2 separate regions of the Homo sapiens genome follow, and region 2 is linked to region 1. Evidence: chromatin loops called from intact Hi-C (ENCODE). Cell type or tissue: PC-9. All regions are shown on one strand. Each heading gives the region's core, and the rest is flanking DNA. Links, peaks and the distances in the headings are about the cores only. Region 1 overlaps VLDLR-AS1 (VLDLR antisense RNA 1). Region 2 overlaps LOC101930053 (a long non-coding RNA gene).

Region 1 (5,393 bases), core at 190-5,189:
AATATAGCCAATGGCCTCAATTAATGGTCACCCCATATCCTCCCCCTTTGCCCTATAACTGTAGTGCCATGCCACTGTGACTCTGAGCTTGCCCCAAGTGACTTGTTTTGGCCAACAGAATTTCAGCAAACTTGATGCAAGGAGAGACTTGGAAAAGTGCTTGCCTGCATGTCTCCATTTTCTCTCTTCAACCCCTGTCACTGCAATGAGACTATCCAAGGCTAGCCAGGTGAAAGGGTATGAGAGACACATAAAATAGGGCTGAGTCATCCCAGCCAAGGCCACACTAGACCAGCCATCCCCTAGCCTACTTACCAGCTGGCTGAAGATGCATAAGTAAACCCAGTTGAGATCAGTCAAGACCCATTTCAGACAGCAGTATCACCCAGTGAACTGTAGACTTGGGAGAAATAATAAATGGCTATTATTTTAAGCTACTAAAGATTGGGGTGGTTTGTTCCAAAACACAGCTTACTGATACAACAACCATGATGCAGACCAACTGGAGGGATGGAACGTCTAAACTAAAGGCTGGTGTCAGAGAGACTTGTAGAAATTTTCAATGTCTATTGCACAGGATGAAGAAAGACAATTTTCCAAGGTCACGTATATGAGAAGTGCCAGGCTACAGTTTAGTTTAGTTGGTTTGTGTCTTCCAAAGCAACAGCATGTAAGCAATGTTTCCCAAATTTATTTGACCACAGAGCCTTCTTTATCCCTCACTCCTAAACTAAGAATCAGACAAAATGAATATTCCATACAGCATACGTTGGGACATTATTTAAGATCAATTGGTCTTCATCCTGCTTCCATGTTGTTCCAAGGGGTAGAGCTGCATTTAAGGCATTATAGTTACAGGGAGAAGAATTGGGATTAAACATATTCAAGCAAGGATTTGTCAACTATGAGAGTTATCCAAAGATGAACTTGCTGGCCTTGTGAAACAGTGACTGCAAACCCCAAGACTAAAGGTATTCAAAGAGAGAGAAATCTGAAGTGACAAGTTAACTTCCTTGAAATCTTTATTCCCCAATAACATGACAAAGGCTTCCGATTACTTCTTTCAGTTCTAAGTGGTGTGACAGTTCATTTTATGTGTCATCTCGGCTAGGCTATGGTGCCCTCTTGTTTGGTTAAACACTAGTCTAGATGGGATGTGAAGGTATTTTGTAGATGTAATTAATATTTGTAATCTGTAGATTTTTTAGGTAAAGCAGATTACGCCCCATAATGTGGGTAGGTCTTATCTAATCAGTTGAGGGCCTTTTAACAACTGAGGCTTCCCACAGAAAAAAGAATTCTGCTTCAAGACTGCAACATAGAAATCCTGTTTGAGTTTCTCTCCTACCGCCCTGCCCTGCGGATTTTGGACATACCAGACCCCATAATTATGTGAGCAAATTCCTTAAAATAACTAGAATAATTCTCCCTTTTTCCCTCTCTCTGCCCCACCACACACACACACACACACACACACACACACACACACACACACACGTATATGTACATATGTGTGCACACACATATGTATAGATGTGTATGTATATATGTGTGCACACACATGTGTATAGATGTGTATGTATATATGTGTGCACACACATGTGTATAGATGTGTATGTATATATGTGTGCACACACATGTGTACAGATGTGTATGTATATATGTGTGCATACACATATGTATAGATGTGCATGTATATATGTGTGTATATATGTATATACATATATACATATATACATATATACATATATACATACATATATACATATATACATATATATACATATATACATATATACATATATATATACATATATATACATATATACATATATACATATATATATACATATATACATATATACATATATATACATATATCCTATTGGTTCTGTTTCTCTGGAAAACCCTGACTAATACAAGTAAATATCAAACATCGTTTATATTTTATCACAATCCTGGACTAAAATACCCAGAAGTTCTACCCTGCTTCCTAATACTTGCCTTGGAATCAGAGTGTTAGGTTTCCCAGGTTTCCTGTGTGGTTCCTCTAAGGACTCCTGTGGGTAGTCAGCGGAGAACCAGAACTCCTAGTTGCATTATTGTGGTAGCCAGGAGGTGACATTTCTCATATTCCCTTTTTAAGAGGGACAGATTTTATGAGTCACCTTGGGTGGCATAGCAATTTTGCAGCTGCGTAATGTTTGTAAGAAACTGACAGTCCCTCATGAACCACAGTGACCCAACTTGGCAGGGCCCCAGCACCTATTTATGGCCTGAGATACAGGGGAAGAGGTCACAGGAGGAGGTTCTCTCTTCTGGAATTGAGCCAGACAGACGATAACACTCTAGGTCAGAGTTAACACAGTCTGATTCACTGCAACACGTTCTCTGAATGACTTCCTAGGAGCCTAACTGAACTACTACAAATCCAGTGTTGATATCCAGTATGTAGCCACTTAGAAAAAGATAAAAAATAAAATAAAAAAGAGAAGGTCAATAATAAAAAAGAAGGCTTTAAGAGAAATAAACAAAAAATACCAAGTGTAGCCCAGTGATAGTGGGAATACAGACCTGGAACAACCCCCTTGCTCAGTTATGTGCCCTGTTCACATTACTCAGAAGACCTCACACTGCAGCTGCCGCCAACAGTAACTAGTGCCTCGAGGACAAATTCTTGTTTTTCCTTGCCTAGTTCAATACCTAGCACATAGCAGGAGCTTAAAAACTATTCACTGAGTCAATGAGCTACTAAGGACATAGAGCCCTTCACATCCACGTAGCTATTCAGCCAGGATTGTTTTTCATCCTGTCATTGAGCTTCACAAGCCCAGTATGATCCAGCACCTGAGAATATTTCTTTCTAAACTAGCCCTGATACATGTGTGCAGTTTCTGGGTTCTTAAAATCTTTAGAACTAAGGTCCTTATATTTGGATACTGTGTTTGTATTCATTTTCTAGGGCTGCCAAAACAAAGTAGCATACACTGAGTGGCTTAAACAACAGAAATTTATTTTCTCAGAGCCACGGCTAGAAGTCTGAGATTAAGATGTTGACAGGGTCGGTTTCATCTGAGGCTGCTGTCTTTGACTTGCGGATAGCCATCTTCTGTTTTTATCCTCACATGATTTTCCCTCTGTAACTGTCTGCATCCTAGTCTCATCTTCTTCAAAGGACACCAACCACATTGGATTAGGGCCCACTCTAATTATCTCATTTTATTTCATTATCTCTTTAAAGATCTGTCTCCAAATTTAGTCACATTCTGAAATACTAGGGCTTAGGAATTTGACATACACACTTCGGAGGGTCACAAACACATATACACACACATATAAGATACATGTAATAGGTAAATAAATCTTTTCACAGCTTTAAGGTCAGAAAGGGAAAGTCTTTACATCTGTTCTATCTTAATATCTTTCTCTGATTGCATACTTAGAACCCTCCATTAAGTGTGAAGGAAGAAAAACTATAGGATACAATCTCTGTATCTTTCCTCTAATTAACAATTAAACTAACTTTAAACTAATTAATTGATTTCTTTTTCATGTATCTCAAATTTTTATTTCCTCTTTGTATTAAGCTGTTCTTGCCTTGCTACAAAGAAATACCTGAGACTGGATAATTTATTTAAAAAGGGGTTTAATTGGCTCACAGTTCTGTAGGCGTACAGGAAGTACAGCAGCATGTGCTTCTGGAGAGACCTCAGGAAGCTTCCAATCATGGCAGAAGGCAAAGGGGGTACAGGCACATCACAGGCGGGAGCAAGAGAGAGTGGAGGTGGTAGGTGCCACACTCTTTTAAAGGATCAGATCTTGCCAGAATTCACTGTCATGAAGATGGCACCAGGCCATGAGGGATTCACCCCATGACCAAACACCTCCCACCAGGCCCCACCTCCAGCACTGGGGATTACAATTCAACATGAGATTTGGGCAGCAATAAATATCCAAACCATATCACTCTTTTAGAATTCTTGTAAGCTGAAAGAAACAGAAACACAGGAGTCTAGAAGTGGCCCACGGAGAAGTTGTTATGTCCTGAGCTCCTTGAGAACAGGCTGGGTCTTATGTCTGTATACTGTGAGCATATACTACATTACCTGGCATGGAATGGTTGTTCTAAAAATATATAGGTAAACGATGTGTGCAGGAAAACAAACCTCATGCTAGGTTCCTAGTTTTATGTTCCAGAAACACATTTGCCCCCTAAGCAATGTTAATATATGCTGACTTACGTTGGCCCATTGCATGCTTAACTTTTTAAAACACATTTATATATAATTACCTATTTCCTGGTGTTTCAACAGACTTGTTTGCAGCCATTTAAGTTAAAACAAAAGATAAATGTCTGCAGAGTATTATCTACACATAAACAAAACCCTAATAGCATCAATCTGTGAGACAACATTGTCCATTCAGAGATGAACTTCACCAAAACATACACTAACTGTCACTCATGGGGCTCCCTTGACTCCCCATTGCTAAGAGAGTGTATTCAAGAGTCACATACCTGTCAGGGTCAGCCTTGCATCTGACCTTGGCTTTGCCCTGGCCAAAGAGGCAGCAGTAAGAGGCAAGTGTGGGAACTTGGTTAATCTTCAGCACCTTTCTTGTTTAATACTATCAAGGTATTCCTTTAATGGGCCACTGATAAGGAGACTTTGTTGCTGAAAATCTTAAAAATTGAATGTCTAACATTCTATATCTGACCTGTGGCTGGTTATATAACTCTGATCCTTGAATGAATGATTCTGATCTGGTTAACCTCCTATCTTCTGTCTCTGGACCAGACTACGTATACTCTAGATCCTGTTATGACATGGTTGTCTATCTAGAAGGGGGATGTGGAAATAAATGATAATTACTACAACACAGTGACTAATCAGCAAGTTGTTTTCTATTTGTTCATTCAGAACAAAATTAAAACAAAGAAAACGTAAACTGGCTGGGCATGGTGGCTCATGCCTGTAATCCCAGCACTTTGGGAGGCTGAGGCAGTTGGATCACTTGAGGTCAGGAGTTCGAGACCAGCCTGGCCAACATGGTGAAACCCCATCTCTACTAAAAAAATACAAAAATTAGTTGGGTGTGGTGGTGCATGCCTGTAATCCCAGCTACTCAGGAGGCTGAGGCAAGAGAATTGCTTGAACCTAGGAGGTGGAGATTGCAGCAAGCTGGGATTGAGCCACTGCACTCCAGCCTGGGTGATAGAGTAAGACTCTGTCTCAAAAACAAACAAAAACTAAATTTATTATCCTCCCTGTTGAGACTGAGGAATCTTGATTAATAGATACATAGATGGGTCACAACTTAATTTCTTGAAAAAATTCATTATCAGCTGTAAATCTGCTGTAACCTAATGATTCTGTCCTCCCATTAAACATCAA
Region 2 (5,393 bases), core at 125-5,124, 160 kb before region 1:
TCTTCGGTTTTTTTTCCACATTCTCATTTTTGTGAATAATGCTGAGATGAACATGGATGTAGAAATATCTTTTCAAGATCCTGCTTTCAATTCTTTTGGGTATATACTCAGAAGTATATTTAATTCTTGAGGAACCACTATACTGATTTCCACAGTGGCTGCACCATTTTACATTTTTACCAACAGTACACAAGGGGTCCAATTTCCCCACATCCTCACCAATGCTTGTTATTTTGTGGGGTTTTGTTTTATAGTAACAATACTAATGAGTGTGAGCTAAATTCTGTTACTTTTTTCTTTATATATTTTGAAAAAAAATTTTTGAGACTGACTTTCTCTCTTATTGCCCAGGCTGGAGTGCAATGGCATGATCTCGGCTCACTGCATCCCCTGCCTCCTGGGTTCAAGTGATTCTCCTGCCTCAGCCTCCCGAGTAGCTGGGATTACAGGCGTGCGCCAGCATGCCCAGCTAATTTTTGTATTTTTAGTAGAGACAGGGTTTCTCCATGTTGGTAGGCTGGTCTCGAACTCCTGACCTCAGGTGATCCACCCATGTCGGCCACCCAAAGTGCTGGGATTACAGGAGTGAGCCACCGTGCCTGGCCTTGAAATTCTTAATAAGAGCATACACATTTAAATTTTCATGAATGATTGACTCTTTCATAAACATAAAATATCCCTCTTTCTTTTTAATAATATTTGTTGCTTTAGAGTACACTTTGATAGCTGTCTGATAGTAATAATGCTATACTAGACTGCTTTTCATTGATATGTGCATGTATATATTTTTGTATTCTTTTACTTTCAAATTCCCTTTCCTTATGTTTAATGTACAGCAGATAATTAGGTTGAAATTTAAAAAAAAATAGAATCTGATAATCTTAAACTTTTATAGTTGAATTTATTTTTATTTTTATTGATATAGATGGGGTTTTGCTATGTTGCCCAGGCTAGTCTTGAACTCCTGGCCTCAAGTGATCCTTCCACCTCAGCCTCCCAAAGTGCTGGCATTACAGGTCTGAGCCAGCATACCCAGCCTCCATTAATATTTAATGCAATTATTGATATATTTTTATTTTAATCCACCATCTTCTCTGTTTCTCTCTGTCCATTTTATTTTAAATTTTGGTTTGTTTAATGTTATTATTTTCACAATTTCTACTTGATTCTTTTCCAAATCTGCTTTGTCTTTTTTTTTTTTTTTTTAAATAGCATCCTCTTCTTTCACTATGGGTTTTTTGCTTTAATTTTGTAATCATTTGAAACATATTTATTTATAATTTCTTGAAGCTTGCTATCTCAGTTTGGGGAAGTGGTTACTAATTCCCCATCACTCTGTCAATTCTTTTTTATGATAGATGAAGTTTTTCATTATATTATTGACTTTAATGCATTTACATTCATTTAAAATTCTTGTAGTCCTTACCTGCTATTATTTTAACACTAGAAAAGTTTATTATAAAAATTTCCTGAGAGCATTGTATTTTATGATTGCATATTCATAAAGTGCTCAGCTCAAGCAGAGTTCTATACAAGCTTCTCTGTTAAGGTATGAGAGTGTGACCAGGCTCTTTGTCTATCTTCCTTTGCAAAATATAATCTCATATTGATTATCACAGTCATTAAGTTTGTGCGGAATTATTTCATCTTCCTCTTCTGTGAAGCATATGGTAGGACTGTCATTCTCCTTTTTAAATTTAGGTGTGGCCACGTGGCTTGCTTTGGCCAATAAAATGTGAGTAGATGATATGCCTTTGCGGTGGAAGCTTTAAGAGCTAATGTGTGCTTCATCACATTCTTTCCATTCTCCCACAGAGACTGACAGCATTCCTGGTGGTGTTGCTTTTTTAAGCTTAGATCCCAGAAAGAGATTATGCAGAGTAGAGTTTCTAGTTGATTTATGGTTGAAATGGAGTCTGAGAAACAAATCTTTGTCATGTAAGATTGTTTTTTGGGGCTGCTCGTTATTGTAACATAATGTAGTCTTTTTTGATTGATACAAGGATCAGCGGCACAGCTTATTTCTTACTGTATTCCCACATGTTAGCACAAGGCCTGGTACAGAAAGTATTTGTGATTTGTTGAATCAAATTTTAGAATCAGAGTTCTTCAACGCCTGTGGTGACAATGCAAAGATGGGGGCTGATATTCTGTGCCATTTGGTCTTGAGTTCTCAATACATTCCATTCATTTTTCCAGCTGGAGGGACGAAGAATGACATTTGACTTAGTCGCAAATGGAAATCATTTTGTTTGGTACAAAGCCCATTGGAAAAAGGAAGACAAAGGGCATTTCTTTCAGTGGTAACCTGCTACTGCATTTCCTGTAAACACTAAATATTCTCCTCTGTTAGCCTATGAGAAATGGTGCTAGGTGGGAGAAGAGGCAAGGGTTTTCTTGTTTGTTTGTCTCTTAGCTCAAAAGAATCAGGGGAGAAATCTCTTCTAATTACAGAGTTATGTGCTTTGGAAGGACTTTTTTATTCATTAAGTCTGCCCACTGCCTATAAGTAATCTATCTTGGAAAAGATGTTTTATTCTTAGAAGTATGAAACCATTTTTGGTCTCTGAAGCAAGATGATTGGATCCACCAATAGAAAGTCATATTCTCTTGGTCAGATAAATATTTTATGCATTTTATTTTTCAAATAAGTAGAGCAGTCATGTTATTTACTATCTAAGCATAGAGACATTTGATCATGAAAGAGGGCACTGTTACCATTTATACTAGGACAACTAGCATAAAATGGTATTTTCCTGGGCAAACTATATGAACACCTTACAAATAAGGCCACTTATGAATGTAACTTTCATAACATGTAATCAAGTCATTAAGTCCCTTATTCTGAGAAGAGCCAGCTGACCAGGAGACCAAAAGGCCAAGAGAAAGAATGTCATCCTCAATTAAGCATTTCAGTGAGTAAATCATGATTCCATTAGTTGATTGTTACTAAACTTTCTTAAGACATGCCCTTAGTGAAACCTTTTACACCAGCGTACAAATGCATGGACTATTTGCCTGAACTAGAAGGTCCTTCCCCGTCAGCAACCCCTGACTATAAGACCCAGACTAAATGTTATTTCCTCTGAAATGGCTTCTTCACCATTCCTGGATGTGGCTCGTCTGTGATAACTAGGTTTCCCCAGCACAGTGTAAACACTTCTACAGTAGTACTTTTCACATTATATTATAATTCTTCATTTATGTCTGTCTTCCCTCATGCGCTGTTCAAGGGTAAAAACTGTGTCTTATTTATTTTTGTGTCTTTCTAAGAAAAGCTTTTTTTACTCAGTGTAATTGTTCAATACATTACTGAAAGAATGAATGCAGAGAACTACTTATTTAGAAAAAGAAGTTTATGCTAACAAGGCCTTCCCAGCTTGAGCTTGAGATAGAAGGAATAAAAAGAATGAACTGATTTACCAGCTGTTTCCTGATTCATAAGGAAAGAAATATGGAGTAATTCTGAGGTGGGAGGCAGGGGAGAAACAAAGCATAGTTCATTTTAATTACATTTGGCTGTGGTACCGTTTCAGGATAGAACTCACAAAGCTGTAACTGCTAGGAGCTGTGTATGTATTGCTTAAGGGAAAACAAGATGATGTACTAATCTTTAAGATATTTTAAAAAGACTCTTTTGTGGTACATTGTCTAGAAGTGAATGTAGGTTATATCCCCTCCAGTGGTAACTACAGAAATTAGAGATGCTGAGAAATCATGTGGTCAACCCTCCCAGCATCGTACGCACAACGTCACCTGAGCCATGTTTATGTAGCTCCTGTGACTTCCCAGGAGTGTGCAGAGCTCCTAGCAGAGCAAAGAAGGCTGCTTTGGAAATCTAAAGCAGACACTTGGCTCCTACTGCTAGATGGCCTTGGTGAGGCATTGGGAATTGACAGATGTTAAATTGGCAGCACAATTCTCCAACCTGGGAGTTAAGGCTAAAGCCTGAAGTATTGAGAAGCCATATATATTTATGTAGAGAGGAGGGACCTCTCTTGAGCCAAAAGGAAGTGGGTGGGTAGGGGTTCTGTTTACTTTATTAAGCTGTTTTGCAGGATTTGGGGAACCAATTTCATTGAAGCATGTGTCAGGACAGGGCAGTCATTCTCAGAGTCAAGTAGTACTGTCAATAAATAATCGCATGGGGCCTGAGACTGGTGGGATTACTTTAGGTTCTAATTCTGGACTGACACATGAATAGTTAGAAGCATGAAATACCCATGTTTCTCCCCAGGACTAGAGTTTTCATAGCTCTAGGATATAAGGAGGAGTTCTGGTGACTACAGGAGGCGGTGACAGAAAGAGATACATAGAAACAGCAACATACATTTCTCCCTACACTGAGTCTGTCTCAGCCTCTACCATTCTTTCACTCTATTCCTTCAAAAGTATGTTCTAAGCCCATAGTACTGTGCTTAGCAGTGCAACATTAATGGTAAAGAAAGCATTGGCTCTCAAGATCTCCTGGCCTAGTGGGGAAGGCAGCCACATAAACAGATCACCATCATTCACCATGATATGTAGGCTATTGGAAATGTGTATAGGAGGTTATGAAAATATAATGGAAGGAGTTGCTGATTCTGTGTGGTTATAATCAGGAAGAACTAGAGTTTAGGGAAGGCATCACATATGGCTCCCCATTATAAAACCCAACCCTCTTGGCGTGGTATTCTGGCCCTTCAATGTGTGTCCCTGCCAGTTGAAATCTCACCACCCACCATGCCTGACACCAACTCTGCTCCATCCAGAGTCTGCCTGAATCTCAGCTTTGTCCTCTTTGTTCCCTGGCTGGAATGTTGCATTTTTCTCTACTGACCTAATCTTATCTGTTAAAAGTCAGCTCAAGTCCTACCTCCTCCGTAAGTCCTCTTCTGAGTATTCTAGCCCATAGTGAATTGCCCATTCTTGACTCATTGTTTGGAATTCTACCTTGACACTAGATTTTATCTTGCATTGTGACATCTCTTATATTGCTATATAGTGCTTCTAGTATTGATTTAATACACACATGTTTCTCTTCTCCCAAACTAAACTTAAAGACATTCAATGGCAGAATGCATTATCTAATATTCCGTATATACCAGTGATCCCCAAACTTTTTGGCATCAGAGACTGGTTTCGTGGAAGACAATTTTTCCATGGACCAGTGAGGTGGGATGGGATGGCTTCGGGATGAAACTGTTCCACCTCAGATCATCAGGTATTAGATTCTCATAAGAAGCACGCAGCCTGGATTCCCTGCCTGGGCAGTTTACAATAGGATTCCCACTCCTATGAGAATCTAATGCAGTGGCTGATCTTACAGGAGGCAGAGCTCAGGTGGTAATGCTTGCTGGCTCCCTGCTCACCTCCTGATCTGTGGCGTGGCTCCTAACAGGCCACCAACAGGT

Evidence for each region. A loop is a pair of places that touch in the nucleus more often than their neighbours do. Peaks named below come from ENCODE experiments on the same cell type or tissue, not always from the same donor. Only the 100,000 strongest peaks of a DNase experiment are listed, where the experiment ranks them.
Region 2: it touches region 1 in a loop (3-fold over the local background); 2 of 110 quality-filtered maps call a loop at or near these places.

What each region holds. Positions count from the first base shown.
Region 1 is chr9:2,568,618-2,574,010 of GRCh38, forward strand. The region is part of intron 1 of VLDLR-AS1 (VLDLR antisense RNA 1); the gene reads right to left. Among named protein-coding and RNA genes, the nearest start is that of VLDLR, 50 kb to the right of the region's middle. In PC-9, for the core only: no CTCF peak of the experiment used is centred there; DNase peaks (open chromatin) are centred at 2,214 and 2,684; H3K27ac peaks cover 1,236 bases.
Region 2 is chr9:2,409,838-2,415,230 of GRCh38, forward strand. The region is part of intron 5 of LOC101930053 (a long non-coding RNA gene); the gene reads right to left. All of the region lies in intron 2 of LOC105375956 (a long non-coding RNA gene), which reads left to right. Among named protein-coding and RNA genes, the nearest start is that of VLDLR, 210 kb to the right of the region's middle. RefSeq lists a silencer at 1,612-1,906. In PC-9, for the core only: no CTCF peak of the experiment used is centred there; no DNase peak of the experiment used is centred there.